3 separate regions of the Homo sapiens genome follow, and all the other regions are linked to region 2. The links are chromatin contacts, found by Hi-C or POLR2A ChIA-PET in ENCODE. All regions are on one chromosome and are shown on one strand. The core of a region is the stretch at or near the end of the contact, and the rest is flanking DNA. Distances in the headings are between cores, read along the strand shown.

Region 1 (4,922 bases), core at 1,030-3,529, 35 kb after region 2:
TGTGTCTTTCCAATGTGGGGAATTCTGGAACTGAGAAAAGCCAAAATTTAAATACCAGAGAAGGCACCTTAGGAAGAGGGAAGGTTGGGGTCGTCAGTGGTTCAGGCAGCAATCCGTGTCCGCTGTGGACATGAAGCCACCTTGCTGGGTACACAGTTGGCCCACACATGCTCAAGAAGCATACCTGCATTGTCTGGCTCGCACCTGTAGCTGTATGTCTCTGTCGTGGGCAGTGCAGTCACATCAGCTCACAGAGAGGTTTTACATTCACTTTTTCAGGCTGCTGTGGGGCAAGTACTATGGGCTATAGATTCCAGAGCCTTTCCCCAAACCTGTCTGCTCTCTTCTCCCATGTGCCTTATCCAGGCCAGGACAGGACAGGCCAATCTGGGAGCAGTCTGCCACCAGCCCATGAGCCCAGAGGCCAGAGGAGTGCAGAGCCCAGAGAGAGAGGAGCCAGGGCATCAGTGCATAGTGCCACTAGAACCCTGCTCTTTGGCTGGCCCCCAACTCCCCCTTATGTCCCCCCAAACTAGCTATCCCTTGGGGTGAAGGGTTGCTCAGCCCATCCCAACCCCAGGGCCTACCAGACTGTCTATTCTGGGGAGAATGAGAATTGCCAAGCACTCAGCCCAGGGCCAGGCTGAGCCACCCCTCACACACGGAGCCCTGCGATTTCCCAGCAGATCTGCCTGGGGATGAGAAAATTAGAGGCTGCTGGAGGAGGGAGCTAATGCCAGCCCACACAGCCCCCTCCCCAGCCGCCTAAGGAATTGGGCCGCTGCCAGGCGTGGGAGGAAGCAAGATTGCCATTGAAATGGGAAGTGATGATCAGGCAGGGCTGGGAGCAGCAGCAGCACGATTGATGGGGAAAGCACTGGAAGAAGCTGAACTTCTGAAGCCAGCGACAGGGAGGGCCCTAGACTCTGTGGGTGGGCATGGCTGCCCAGGTACCCACACCACCCGCCCTACTCCCAGCCTAGGCCCAGGACTCCTGGAGGTTGGGGGATGCAGGGCCTGGTGTGAGTGAGGCTGTGGGGGAAGGATCCAGTGGGCATCCTTCCTGGGAATGGAGGTGGCCATGCCTGGGTCCTTGTGGACAAAGGCCAGGGACCAGGCCCGAGGTCGGTGTAGATAGCAGCTCAGAATGGTATCACATGCCTTACCCCTAGTGCCAAGTGTCAAAAGTGATCATCTCTCCGTAGAGATAGTACGGGAGAGGCTACCTCTTCACCTTCTGTACATATTCCACATGAATATGTATTACTTTTAAGCCAAAGGCATGTTTCTGAGGCCGCTTTTATCAGAATTCTCATTCCCAGCTTGCTGATAGGTATGGGGTCCCTGGTAGAGGTGTGTTTTAGAGGCTCTTGAGAAACCGGAACAGAGTCTCAGAGTGGATTTCCAAAAAGAACTGTGCACCCACCCTCACACACCACCCTGCTATAAAGGTGCTGGGAGGGAGGAGACACCAAGCCCATGGTGGCCTGGCGGCCTGGTGAGCCATGGGCCAGTCTGACCCATGCATGTGGGAATCGACCCACCGTCAGCTTAACTGACCCTCCATGTGACTGGGAAATGGACACAAGCCCAGCCGCTTGTCACACATCAAAGGCCTTCTTTTTAAACAAAAGCTAAAGCTTCACACTTGCAGGAGGGCTTAACGACAAGCAATTCTCCAGAACCATCCAAAGGCAGAGGGTTATGCAAACCCCCTTAAGAAGTCTCAAGTCCCTAAGCCCTGATGATAGACCTCAACAAAATACTGCGCCCTGTGGAACCTCCGACACTGCCACCTCCCCCGGCTCCCTGCAGAATAGCAGGCCTTGACCTTCACACAGCACCCTTCCTAGCACCCCTCACAGCCTAGACATGGTCAGCTCTCCATGTCCTGACCCCATGATTAGTCCAAATGCCTGAAGGCTGCCTGTGCCTTCCTGACCTCTTTTCCAGCTATTGCACCTTTCTCTGCCCTGTCCCAGCGTCCCTCACCTGGAAAGTGTGGCAGACCTGGGCCTCAGGTAGTGTGTGCCCTACAGCAGCAGCCCCAGGCCTCTGAGCACCAAGCTGGCTTCAATAGGGAACTCAGAGGCAGGTCACTGCTCCTCCTCTTTCCAACAAAGTCCCAAAAGCTCTGTGTGGCTTCTCGGTGGGATTCTGTCTTGTCCCTGGACTCACACTTCCCAGGAAGGAGACCTGTGCCCATCCTGACCCCACTGCCCCTCACTACTCCTAAGGCAGCAGGAAGAGGTAAAGGGAGAAGAAGGCTTGCATGTAGAAGCCGCTGGTGCCAAGACAGGGCTCAATGTGTGTGACTTTGTGCTAGCCCCTCGCTTTGACACTGAATGCACGCATAGTTCTCCCATTGAACCTGAGCCAGGACACGACATCCTCAATTCAGACTGTGTCTGGGCCCTTGGAAAGAGGGATTCAAATTTGTATTTTCTTTTATAGCCAAACCTTCCACATTCAATAAAATGAGGGGTTAGGATGAGGGCTCAGGGCCCTGGATTCAAGCCTCGGAGCTGTTTGTCACAGGCAGTCTTAAAGGTCTCTGGGCCTCAGTTTCCCCATCATAGAACTGGGACTGGATGGCTTGGCATGGTGCAGTGCCTTGGTGAGCCTGACCCATTATCTCGACAGGTCCTGAATCTCTTCCTGGCCTTGCTGCTCAGCTCCTTCAGTGCAGACAACCTCACAGCCCCTGATGAGGACAGAGAGATGAACAACCTCCAGCTGGCCCTGGCCCGCATCCAGAGGGGCCTGCGCTTTGTCAAGCGGACCACCTGGGATTTCTGCTGTGGTCTCCTGCGGCAGCGGCCTCAGAAGCCCGCAGCCCTTGCCGCCCAGGGCCAGCTGCCCAGCTGCATTGCCACCCCCTACTCCCCGCCACCCCCAGAGACGGAGAAGGTGCCTCCCACCCGCAAGGAAACACGGTTTGAGGAAGGCGAGCAACCAGGCCAGGGCACCCCCGGGGATCCAGAGCCCGTGTGTGTGCCCATCGCTGTGGCCGAGTCAGACACAGATGACCAAGAAGAAGATGAGGAGAACAGCCTGGGCACGGAGGAGGAGTCCAGCAAGCAGGTGGGCCCTCACCCCTGCATGTATAAGGCACCTACATATACAGGGCCCAGAGCTCTGCTGTCCGGGCCACCCAGCCTCTCTCAAAGCAGCTTCCCCTCCCAGACTGCCTTGGCAGTGGGTAGGGGTAGAAGGCAGGCCCTCCCCACAACAGCCAGCCTCTCAGAGGGGTGCTGAGACCAGCCCTCAACCCTCCCTTCCTAACTCAGTCCAGAAGCTGACCTGGGGAGGGGCTGCTATCCACCACTCATGCCCTGGCTGGGCATGGGGAGCTCATTGTACAGACAGGGAAACGGAGGCATGGCAAGAGAGACTTGCTGGGTGTTCCTCATGAGTTTAGAACAGAGCCTCTAGCCCCCAGTTCCCACACTGACCATTGTCCCCCCTCCAGGACTGGCAAGGTAGAGTGTCTTGGCGAAAGAGAAGTATGGTTTTCTGACCTCCAGACTGCCCCTTCCCCTCCTCCCACACCCAGGGCTCATTCTGAGATTTAAAAATAAGCATCCCTAAGACTGAGGTGTCAGGGACAGCACTATCTTATCTCGCAACCTGTTATTTTTAACACTTGGGACCAGAGTCTGCACAAAGCAGGCAGGGCCCACCCCTCCCCTCCCCTCCGTTCTCCCTTGGCCTGAGCCAGGCTCAGATGGCTTCTTCTCAGGGCTTTAGGTCAAGCCCCCAGGAGTGTTCTCCCTGTTGAGTCAGGCCCATCTTGGCTGCTTCCTCTGGGCCTGCACTGGCTGGGCCTGGCTGTGGAGAGCAGCTGCTCCCCATGTGTGGAACTTGATCTAAGGCTCTGGGCTTGGTTTCACATCCTCCTGCCTCCCTGTGGTCCCAGAGGCCACCCTTTCAAGTCAGGTTGCGGGGCAGTGGCAATGTCTGCTCAGGGAGAGGGAGTGTTGGTGTTGCCAGGACCACAGTTTCCAATGATCTCCAGCACAGGAGGGGAATTCCGGCTGTCTCTCATTTCCCTTCTCTGTTCCTTCTCTTGAGCCCATTGACTCTGGCTCCTGGGTGTGTGTGGTGTGTGTGGGGGTGTGTGTGTGTGTGTGCGCGCGCGTGCGCGCACGCAAGCCGGGAGTGCCACAGGGATTCATGAGGGAAGTCAGTGTGACCTTCCTAAGTACAGTGGCCAGCATTTGTGAGCTGGGCATCGTGGCCCAGCTGCACCCTTCCAGGGAGTCTGGGGAGGGGGAGTTATGCCAGGCCGGCCAGGGGCTTCCTGTCTCTAGGCCCTTTGCTTGGACCTACCAGGAGCCTCCCACCTGCCTGCTCAGGCCCCTTGAGGGAGGAGTCTTCAGTGAGATGGAGGCCCCATGAAGACAGCTGGAGGCAATGCCCCAGATGCATGGGCAGGGTCTGAAACCCCCAGGGTCAGGGCCCTGGAGACCCTCTGGCTGGGTGTGTGGACTCAGCTCATAGGCTGGGGTCTTTTCAGCAGGAATCCCAGCCTGTGTCCGGTGGCCCAGAGGCCCCTCCGGATTCCAGGACCTGGAGCCAGGTGTCAGCGACTGCCTCCTCTGAGGCCGAGGCCAGTGCATCTCAGGCCGACTGGCGGCAGCAGTGGAAAGCGGAACCCCAGGCCCCAGGGTGCGGTGAGGTAATGCATGCCTTTGTCCCTGAAGCCAGCTGGGCGCCGCTGCTTGGGTCAGAGCCAGGCTGTGAGAGGTGCATGCCTGCATTTGCTGTTGGGAGCCACAGCCACTGTCACAGGCAGCGTGGAAGACCAGTCTGCAGAGGGGAGGGTGGGCATCCCTGTCCTGACAGGGGAGAGACGGTACAGGGCCCAGGGCCAATGGGAAATTCTGGAAATTCTGGTCCCAAACTCTGATGCAGGACTA
Region 2 (4,286 bases), core at 1,736-4,235:
TATGGATTTAGGCCTGGGTGGAGTTAAGCGAGCAAGGAAAGAGTGGTGGGAGATGAAGTTGCAGAGTAGTGGGATGGAAGACAGATCGTGGTAAAAGCCAGGTGTGATGGGAGTCACCGGGGTGTAAGAACAGGCAGAGCTGTGACCCGCTTTACATTCTGTAGAGACTCCCCTGGCTATGGTGTGGACCACAGACTGGAGAAGGTAGAGACAGACGGAGTAGTTAGGAGGCTATATCTTGGAAGCCAGGAGACAGAAGATAGTGACTGGAACCAAGGACCAAGTGGAGAAGGGGAGCACCTGGTCAGATTCTGGACATACTTTGCAGGTAGGGCTGACAGGAGGCCCCCCAAGGTGGTTTTTGGTTTGAGCAGCTGCTAGGTGGACGGTGTTCCCATTGGTTGAAATGGAAAATTGGAGAGAGCGACACTGGCTGAAGTAGGAAGAAAATCAAAAGTCCAGTTTGGGATGTATGACATTTGAAAGCACCCAGGGTGAGATATTGAGTAGGCAACTGGATATTCCAGTCTAGGGTTCAAGAAAGAGCTCCAAGGTGGAAGTATAAATTTAGAAGCTATGGGGATACAGATGGTATTTAAAGCCAGGAGACCAGATGAGATCACCTAGGCATGAGTGTAGCCTGTAGCCTGAATGTACTGTGGGATGCCCCAACATCTCATCTGGAGGCCAAGAGAGAAGGCTGGAGGGCAGAGGCAAATCAGGAGAGAGCAGTGTCTGGGAAGGAATGTGATTCCGCTGGAAACCCGCCACCGGGAGGTTGGGGAAGGTGACGACTAAGAATGGACTATTGGATTTGACAGAGGGGGAAGGTCACTGGTGCCCTTGACAAGAGAGGTTCCAGTGGAGGAAAAGGACATGCACTTGGTTAAGGAGGGTTCAAGAGAGAGTGGGAAGAGAGGAGGTGTGGCAAGTACAGACATCTATTTTGCGGGGCTTGCTATAAAATGGGACTGAAAATGGTGTAGTGGTCAGTGCGGAATGTGGGTCAATCAAGGGAGGGCTTTTAAAGAAGGGGGGTGTCTTTGCAGGCTGGTGAAAATGATCCAGTAGAGAGAGAATGCTAGATGATGTAGATGAGCAAGGGGATTGCAGGAGCAAAGCCCGTGAGCTGGCCCAAGAGGGTGGGAATGCAGTGCCAAGGGGGAGCATCGACCTGAAGAGTGGGGAAGGCTGAATTTCAGGTGGAGATGGAGGTAGATTGATAAGAGTTGATAATGAAATGAAAGGAATTTCTCTTCTGATTGCTTCTATTTTCTCAGTGAAATAAGAAGCTTGATCATCAGCTGAGAACAGAGTGGGGAGGCACATCTGAGGTTTCAGAGAGAGGGAGAACTTTTCATGTCAGAGCCGAGGAGGTTGCACTGACTTGGGAATGGAGTAGGGTTGCCAGGCTGGGCCGTGGGGTGCCCTGTGGGTGGGAAGCAGTAATCCACAGCAGTGTCCTGAGGCTGGGTGTCACAGGAAGGAAGGTGGCTTCGGGCAGGAGAGGATACACCGTCTGCCTGAGCCTTTCCTAGCTCCCCAACCTGGAGCCTGGGCAAGACAGTATCACCACAGAGGCAGCCCCAGATCCCAGGAAAAGTCATTGCCCTGGGCCAAGCTTTGGCTCAGGCTGTGTCTCTGGGAGATGCTCTGAGCGACCTCAGACCCTTAACAAGTCCTCCTGCCCTGTCTCCTGGGAGAATCCTGGTTTCATTCCCAAACCGCTTCTTTCACTGGGAGTCACAAAGCAGGTGTGCCTTCCTCACCGAAACCTGCTTGCCTTTGCTGTGTGCCAGGGCCGAGGCTGACAAGGCAGAACTCGGCCTCAGAAGCTCAGACACTCTCCACGTTTCCAAGCATCTCACAGAAATGGCACATCCACTTCCCGTAGGGCTGTGTGACCCATTGGCACATCAGCTGTGGGCCCTTGGCTGGCCTGGCCTGGCAGCTTTGATTGACAGGGATTCTGGCTTTGAAATGCATTCTCTTAGAGATGCAATGGTTCAGTAACAAGGGACTCTAGGATGATCAAAGGAGATTTGAGTGAAGGGAAACATTCCATTCAGTGGAATCCTCCATCTGACCTCCATTACACAGATGGAGAAAGTGAGTCTCACAGAGAACCTAGCACTTGCCCAAAGTTATAGACTGAATCAGAAGCAATGCTGAGACTAAAACCAAGTCTCCCAACTCCTAACCATGGGATGGATGGGAGAGGCACCCCGAGTCTGATGTTTCTGCTGGGGTGATCCTCCACCCCACTGATTTAGAGGCTGTGGGAGGGTCTGGGGCAGGGTGCTGGGAAGCCTGCCAGGCTCAGCCAGAGCTCTTCCTGTGGCCCCACTCACAGAAGGGCATTACCTGCTAGTTAGCATAGCCTCCCACCTTCTGGGGTTGTTATGGAAACCAAACCTGGAGGGGAAGGGAGGAAGGGCAGAGAGGAGGGTGGCAATTCCTGCAGTCACTAACGGCGTGGGCTTCACCATCTCAAGATAAGGGAGGGGCAGGAAGAAGGCTTCCCTGCAGTGGGGCTGGTGATGGGATAGGATTCTCACCCACCACCCTTTGCTCTTTCTGCCCCTGTCTGCTGTCCAGCTGTCTGCCTCTGGCCAGCAGCTTAGCCATCACTGAAGGAGCAGACTGGCCTGGAGGAGGGTTTTGCCAGCCTGAGAGGGGCAAAGCTCTGACCCCTCACGTGACCCCACACTTGCCACCTCTGCAACTGGCCCTGTGTCATACCAAGCATTCCTCCAGCCCTGCCACACTCAGAGGACCCAAAAGAGGCCTCAGTGGGGATCTGGGTAGAATAAAAGAGGCAGTAGCACACCAAGTCACCAACATGGCCCCAGACATTCCACACCCTTACCCTGTAAGTCCTCTTTTAAGACTTCCTCTAACTCATGATTGCTCTCCCAGACAGACACACGGCCACCAGCTGCACTCCTATTTCCAGCCACTCAGCTGGCTTTGCAAGCCTGCCAGGAGCACAGATATGGTCCTCCCTTATTCTGTCACTAAGCTGTCCTTGTCACCTTGGGACACCAGCTGCCTAGAAGGCAGACAATGAATGGAGGCCAAGCACTGTCTGTGCTGGGGACACTGTGCTGGGGGCAGGTTCCACCCTGGGACAAGCAAAGACAGGCAGAATATAAGCTAGAGATAGGCAGAGTTTTCAATGGAGACACCAGGGGACAGACTGGGTCTGTAAGGGACAGGAGGGAAGCAAGGACTGTTGAAGCAAGGACGGTTGGTTCCCTCTCTAACCTGCACAGTATTCCACTCACTCCCTGTAACTAGAAGAGACAGCCGCGAAACCAGTATCCTAGGCAAGGGGAGCTGCTGTCCTTAGCCACACCCGGTAGAACAGCAGCCAGAAAAGGGGCCCAGAGCCTCCAGCAGGCCAAAGCCATGTTTCCATGGGATGGCAAGGTCAGCAATATCCCAGGCTCAGCCAGAAAGTCCTGTGGCAGCACCATGTCTGGAGAGAGACCGAGAGAAGAATGTTGGACAGAGCCCTGAGAGTCTGAGCCGTCGTGGAGAATGGAATAGCTCTCAGAAGTTGAGAGGGAACTTGGATCAAATTAACAGGTGTATATGAGCCAGAACAAGCACAGTGACCTCTGCTCCCCAGCAGATGATGGGACTGCATCTGACTGCCACGCTGGAGAAAGATGTACATGCTGAAGTGAATACAGGAGACGAAATGGAAGCCACACCACAGAAAGGGTCTGGTGTCATCAGAGGAAAGCAAGCTCTGGCAGTGTGTCTGCTGACGTCCCATCTGTGTAGGGCTTTGCGAGTAAGGAGAGATCAGCATGGTGCATAGGGCCATGTGAAGATGGAGGGGCTCCTCCAGTGGACATAGAGAAAGCTGGTGTCAGCCCAGTGTCAATTAGAGCCAGACCTGTGGACCCCAGGGCATTAAGCCCCTTGACTCAGCTGGCCAAGTTCTTTCCTGTAGATATTCAAAGCCTGAAGGGGAATTGGGAAGCTGGGAGCAGACTGGAAGGGCCTGGAGGTCCAGACCGCCCAGCAGAGTGAGTCTGGCAACAGTGCCAGCCCACCCTTGCACTCACCCAGAGCCACAGGGCTGACGTCCTCTGTCTGACATCACTCAGACACCTACGTCAGACCCACTTGGTTAAACATCAGACATCCCAAGTCCAATGTCCTTTGTTAAATACCAGACACCTTCGGTTAAATGTCACACACCCTGGATGCAAAGCCTTTGATTAAATGTCACAAGTCACTTGCCACTGTCCTGATGGCCTTGGTCACACACT
Region 3 (4,727 bases), core at 136-2,635, 33 kb before region 2:
CCAGCACCTCTGTGCCCTCTGAGACCCTGGCACCCATTTGGCTCTCTAAGAGCGGTTCTTGCTTTTGGGAGCCCTGAAAATGTGGCAGAAAAGTGTACCATCCCTTCCAATGACTGTACTTTTTTCGTGGGCAAAAGCTGATGGCCTGTTTTTTGTTGTTGTTTTGTTTTGTTTTTGTTTTTGTTTTTAGAAGCGCAAGATTTATTGTGAAGAGGGAAAGAACAAAGCTTCCACAGCGTGGAAGGGGACCCAAGCGGGTTGCCCTGATGGCCTGTTTTGTTTAAACAAGAAGTGTGTCCCCATAGGTCCTGGGCATGGGCATGGGAGCAACTGTTTGTCAGCGTATGTCTCCGTGTGTGTGTGCCTGTGACCATGTCTCTGAGTGAGAAACAGTGGGTGTGTAAGTATGTGACTCCAGGCTCTGCATGTGTCAAGGTGAAGGTTGTATGTGGCTCAAGAGGGTGGAAGTATATATATAAAGAGGTATATACATGTATATATATGTATGTGTGTGTGTGTGTTTGCGCGCGCGCGTGTGTGGGTGTCTCTGTGTTGGTTGCCTGCTTGCTTCTGGGTCTGGGTGTGTGTTTGGTTCTGTCAGCATGTGCGTCCGTGTGTTCAGGTAGATGTGTACCATTGTGCAGATTTCTGTGGCATCACTAAGTGTGTCTCCAGGAAAGTGTGGTTCGAGTGAGTGTGTGTGTCTCTGTGTCAGTGTGTCAGTGGATGTGTGTCTAAGTCATGTGGGTGTCTAAGTTTGTCAGAGTGTCTTCCTCAGTGTCAGTGTGTGTCAATGATGTGTCTGTCTGTGTCTGTGTGGGTGTGTGGGGGTGTGTATCTGTCTCAGGGTGCATGTGTGTGTCTGTGTCAGTGCAGGTATGCCTATGGCAGCGTGTGTCTGTCTCGGCATGAGTGTCAGTGTATGCCCGTGTCCACGTGGGTGGGTGGGTGTCTGGTAGCCTTCCCAAGTCAGCAAGGTTGCGTGTGTGTGTGTGTATACTCTGGCGGGTGCTGGTGTGTATGCCAGTGTTTGTTAATGTGAGCCTGTCCGCGTCCGCGTGGGTGGCCATCTGTGGTGAAGCGTCGCCGGGTCGCCGTGTGTGTACCCCCGCCTATGTCTGTCTGTCCGCGGCCGCGTGTGCGGCTGTCTGTGGCTGTGAGCCCCCGGGTCAGTGTGGGAGTGTGCGCCCCGGCGGGCGCTGGTGTGTCCCCCCTCCGAGCGGGCGGAGCACCACGTGCGGAGCCCTGGGCGCGTCGCTCTGGGGCGGAGCCAGCCCGGGGCCCCAAGCCCCAGGCCGAACCCAGGCGGGGCCCGCCCCGACCCCGCCCCCGACCCCGCCCCCAGCCCGAGCCCGCGCCGCCTGCCCAGCCCGGGAGCCCGAACAGAGCCGCGGAGCCGAGACGGCGGCGGCGCCCGTAGGATGCAGGGATCGCTCCCCCGGGGCCGCTGAGCCTGCGCCCAGTGCCCCGAGCCCCGCGCCGAGCCGAGTCCGCGCCAAGCAGCAGCCGCCCACCCCGGGGCCCGGCCGGGGGACCAGCAGGTGAGCGAGTGCCCCCGCGCCCGGCAGCCCTGGCCCGGCCGGAGCCCCCTCCGCCTGCCGCCGCCCAACTTTCCTCCCCGAGGGCCGAAGCCTCCAGTCCCTGCGTGCTCCTCCCTGCCCCGGGTCCGCCCAGCCGCTCCCTCCCCGATCAGTGCCCCAGAGAGCCGGAGGGGGAGAAGGGGCGCAGATCCGCCCGGCTGGAGGGTATCCCCGGGGGAGACGTCTCTAAACACCGTGCGCCCCCCTTCCCTTCCCTTTCCTTCCGGGTTTCCCGGTGCGCTGTCGAGGGCCGGGGGAGGGGGAGCTGCGGCCCCAGCTTCCCGGCCATCCCTGGCGCAGGCTCGGGGAGGGTCTGGGATTGGGACCCGGATACCGGAGGCCGGAGACCCCAAGGTCAGAGCGGCGACTAGGCGCGCCATGAATGTGGTTCCAGAGAGCGGGGTTTGCGGGGGCTGACCGAGCAGGGCTGGATATGGGGGAGGAAGCCACGCACCCCCTTTCTCTGGGCCCAGGGGGAACCGTCCGCTGGGGCTGTCCTCTCTGTGGGACGAGATCTCTGCGCGTTTAGACCATGTAGAGATCTCGGTGCCCTTTGACGCCCTAAAGGGGCCGCATCTCCTCTGTCTGATCTCTGTGCTTCTCGAAGGGGTGGAGATCTCTTTGCGGTGAGATTGGAGAGAGTTCTCTGCCCTCCTCTCTCTGAGCCGGAACAGATCCACGCACCCTGATGGGAGGTGGCTCTCGACCTCTGTGTTATTTGATCGTCTTTGGTGGCGCTCTGGAAGAAAGTGGAGGTGCCAAGCTTTGTCCGAGAGGCCAAGAGCTGGTGGGGGCCAGAGGTGTGGGGACTGTTAGTGGTGGTGATGAGGATGGGGGGAAATGATGTTGGGGACAAGTCCCTGGCTGTAGGCCTGCCTTGCAAACACCTGTTGGAGAGCAGAGCACAGCCAGATCAGGATGCCATGGCTAAGATAGTGCAGGACTCACTCTTGTGCTCCTCAGTGCCTTCAGCCCAGCCCCGGGCCATGGGATCTATCTCCTCTTAAGGTCCTGGGCCTATGTTCCATTCCCAGGCATCTGCTCGCCTCCTGCTGAGACCCCAGGTGTGTCTCCCAGTGAGCCTAGGCAGTATCATCCAGATGGCAAACCACGTGACCCCCACCATGCCATGGCATCCCAAGCCCTCTCCCAGGTTCCCACCATCCTTCAGGATCTAGTGGGACCGTGAGCAGCAGAGGCCCCAGCTACTGGGGGCCCAGGCCATTGCCGCTGCCCTCAACTCCATCTGTTTGACCTCATCTCCACTCAGTTAGAATTGGGCAGGTGCATATGAATCGGTGGTAATGAGTGCGAGGTGGAATGAGGGTGGTCAGGCTGCTGTTGCAGGAGCATGGAGAGGGTGAGGTCAGGTGACAGCCAGGGTGTGGAACACAGATTCTATGTTACAGTGTCCAGCTCTGTGCTGAAAAGAGCCTCATTAAACTTTTAATCATGTCATCACTACCATATCATACAAGTGGGGAAACTGAGGCCCAGAGGAGCTCAAGGACTTATTCAATGTCATCTAGAGAATCAGTGGATTGGGGGCACCACGCAATGTGAAGACACCTTGAGATCTACTTTCTGTGGGGCAAATAAGCCTAGAACTGAGCCAGGAGGATCTGAGCAGAAGGGGAACTGGCCCTGGGGTGCCAAGAGCCAGCATTCAGCCCAATGTGGCAAGGGCAGCTGCTGTGCTCCAAGGTGCTCGGCTCCCTCTCTGTGTGTTGATCAAAGCTCCTCTGGAAAAATTCTAGTATTGACTCACTCAGCATGAAGATTGGGCTTGGAGGACTAGTGGGAAGCACCAGAGACAGCTGGGGATGGGAGAAGAGCGGAGGCTGGTGCCCAGGCAATCCAAAGAGAAGGGAGTCCTGAGGGCAGCCAGGGACAGTGGCAAATTGCAGTTTGTGTTCTGTTCAGAGGAGGCTGGCTTATGCTCACTCTTGGGAAGGTTATTGGAAGGGTGTGCAGTGGTAGAAGTGTGTCCCCAGAGCCCATTCACAGGAGAGGTGGTTACCTTTGGCCGGAATAGTCAAGAATCTTATTCTAACAAAAATAACCTTCCACACTGGGTTTTGAAGGGTGAATAGGAGTTTTCCAGGCAAGGACAGTGCAGTCTAGCTGTCAGGACCAGTATGTACAAAAGACAGAAAAGTGAAACAGCACAATTATTAGTTGAGTGATTCGTTGGGCCCCATGGTGTGAGGAAGAGAAGAGCGGAGTTAAAGCCAAGGTCACAGTCACGGGGGCCCTTGTGAGCTCTGCTCAGGAATTGGGAATTTATCCTCAGTAATGTTACTAAAAATAGCTAACATTCACTGAGTGCTTTCTGCAGGCCAGGCATGGCACTAAGCGCTTTATACGGTTAATCTCACTGAATCCTTGCATCAACCCTAGAGGTAGGGACCATCATAATGGCCGTTTTGCAGATGGTGAAACTGGTGGTCCAGAAAGGTTAAATAGTTGCACACCGTCACATTTTCTAAGTAGCAGAACTTGGGTTTGAGCCCAAGTGTCAATATCTGCTGTGTACTATACCACCTCCCCAGCTCAGACCATGGGTGCCATGCAAAGTCTTTCCATTGAAGGAGAGGCGACTGGCAGCTTACCACAGGTAATAGAACTTATGGTGTCCCATCTTCCTTCTCTGTCAAGTGACATGCTGCTCTCCCATTCCCCACCTCCAATGTCTCACTAAGTGAGGTGTGCTGCCCCCTGGCGCACCATGAGAAGAAGAATGGGCAAGTTAAATTTGGGTTGGCAAGCTTGATGAAGAGCAAAGGAAAAGTGACAGATGTTTCATGGTTCTGATTTGAACCTGTTGTACTTCCAGGGACAGATGCTGACATCCAGAAGGTAGTTGGAGGGAAGGGTCCAGGTAGGAAGTATGTTCAGGATGGAGATCTGGGCTGGAAATGGAAACTTAGAGCTTTCAGCAGAGGTTGGTCATTGGAGATGTGGCACTGAGTTAGATTGCCCAGCGAGAGTGCAGACCTGGGGTTCTCACTCCTGGTGACATTAGCATCACTTGGAAAGCTTTAAGTAAAAATACCTATGCTCAGGCTCCAGCCCTAGACATGCTAATTCATTTGACCCTGGGATGAGGCCTGGGCATCGGGAGTTTTGGAAGCACCCAGGTGATTC

What was found. Hi-C counts contacts between places; a loop is a spot of excess contacts on that map. ChIA-PET counts read pairs that join two places held with the same protein, here RNA polymerase II (POLR2A). Pooled maps may share reads with other maps.
Region 1: a loop to region 2 is called in a map of Right ventricle myocardium inferior, with 3 times the contacts of the local background. The contact joins two enhancer-like sites. A Hi-C loop is called at or near these places in 1 of 168 maps with a recorded cell type or tissue (Right ventricle myocardium inferior) and 4 of 50 pooled maps. POLR2A ChIA-PET finds 5 or more read pairs at or near these places in 2 of 52 experiments (K562 and Panc1).
Region 3: a map of heart left ventricle shows a loop between it and region 2 (5-fold over the local background). The contact joins the promoter of SCN5A here to the enhancer-like site in region 2. A Hi-C loop is called at or near these places in 7 of 168 maps with a recorded cell type or tissue (Right ventricle myocardium inferior, cardiac septum, heart left ventricle and 2 more), 2 of 37 single-sample maps with no recorded cell type and 9 of 50 pooled maps. POLR2A ChIA-PET finds 5 or more read pairs at or near these places in 1 of 52 experiments (activated T-cell).

Annotation. Positions count from the first base shown.
Region 1 is chr3:38,579,093-38,584,014 of GRCh38, reverse strand. SCN5A (sodium voltage-gated channel alpha subunit 5) reads left to right here. Exons shown (of 28, transcript NM_000335.5): 17 at 2,644-3,084; 18 at 4,523-4,681. Among named protein-coding and RNA genes, the nearest start is that of SCN5A, 68 kb to the left of the region's middle. RefSeq lists enhancers at 1,278-2,261, 3,228-3,728, 2,519-4,922. Within about 2 kb of position 2,279, at least 4 of the 41 ENCODE cell types and tissues checked have a DNase peak (open chromatin) inside an H3K27ac peak, as active enhancers do.
Region 2 is chr3:38,615,015-38,619,300 of GRCh38, reverse strand. All of the region lies in intron 5 of SCN5A (sodium voltage-gated channel alpha subunit 5), which reads left to right. Among named protein-coding and RNA genes, the nearest start is that of SCN5A, 33 kb to the left of the region's middle. RefSeq lists an enhancer at 3,841-4,286. Within about 2 kb of position 2,985, at least 3 of the 41 ENCODE cell types and tissues checked have a DNase peak (open chromatin) inside an H3K27ac peak, as active enhancers do; they include heart left ventricle and heart right ventricle, where a contact is called at or near this core.
Region 3 is chr3:38,646,345-38,651,071 of GRCh38, reverse strand. It overlaps SCN5A (sodium voltage-gated channel alpha subunit 5), which reads left to right and starts at 1,385. Exons shown (of 28, transcript NM_000335.5): 1 at 1,385-1,541. RefSeq lists a silencer at 1,267-1,426.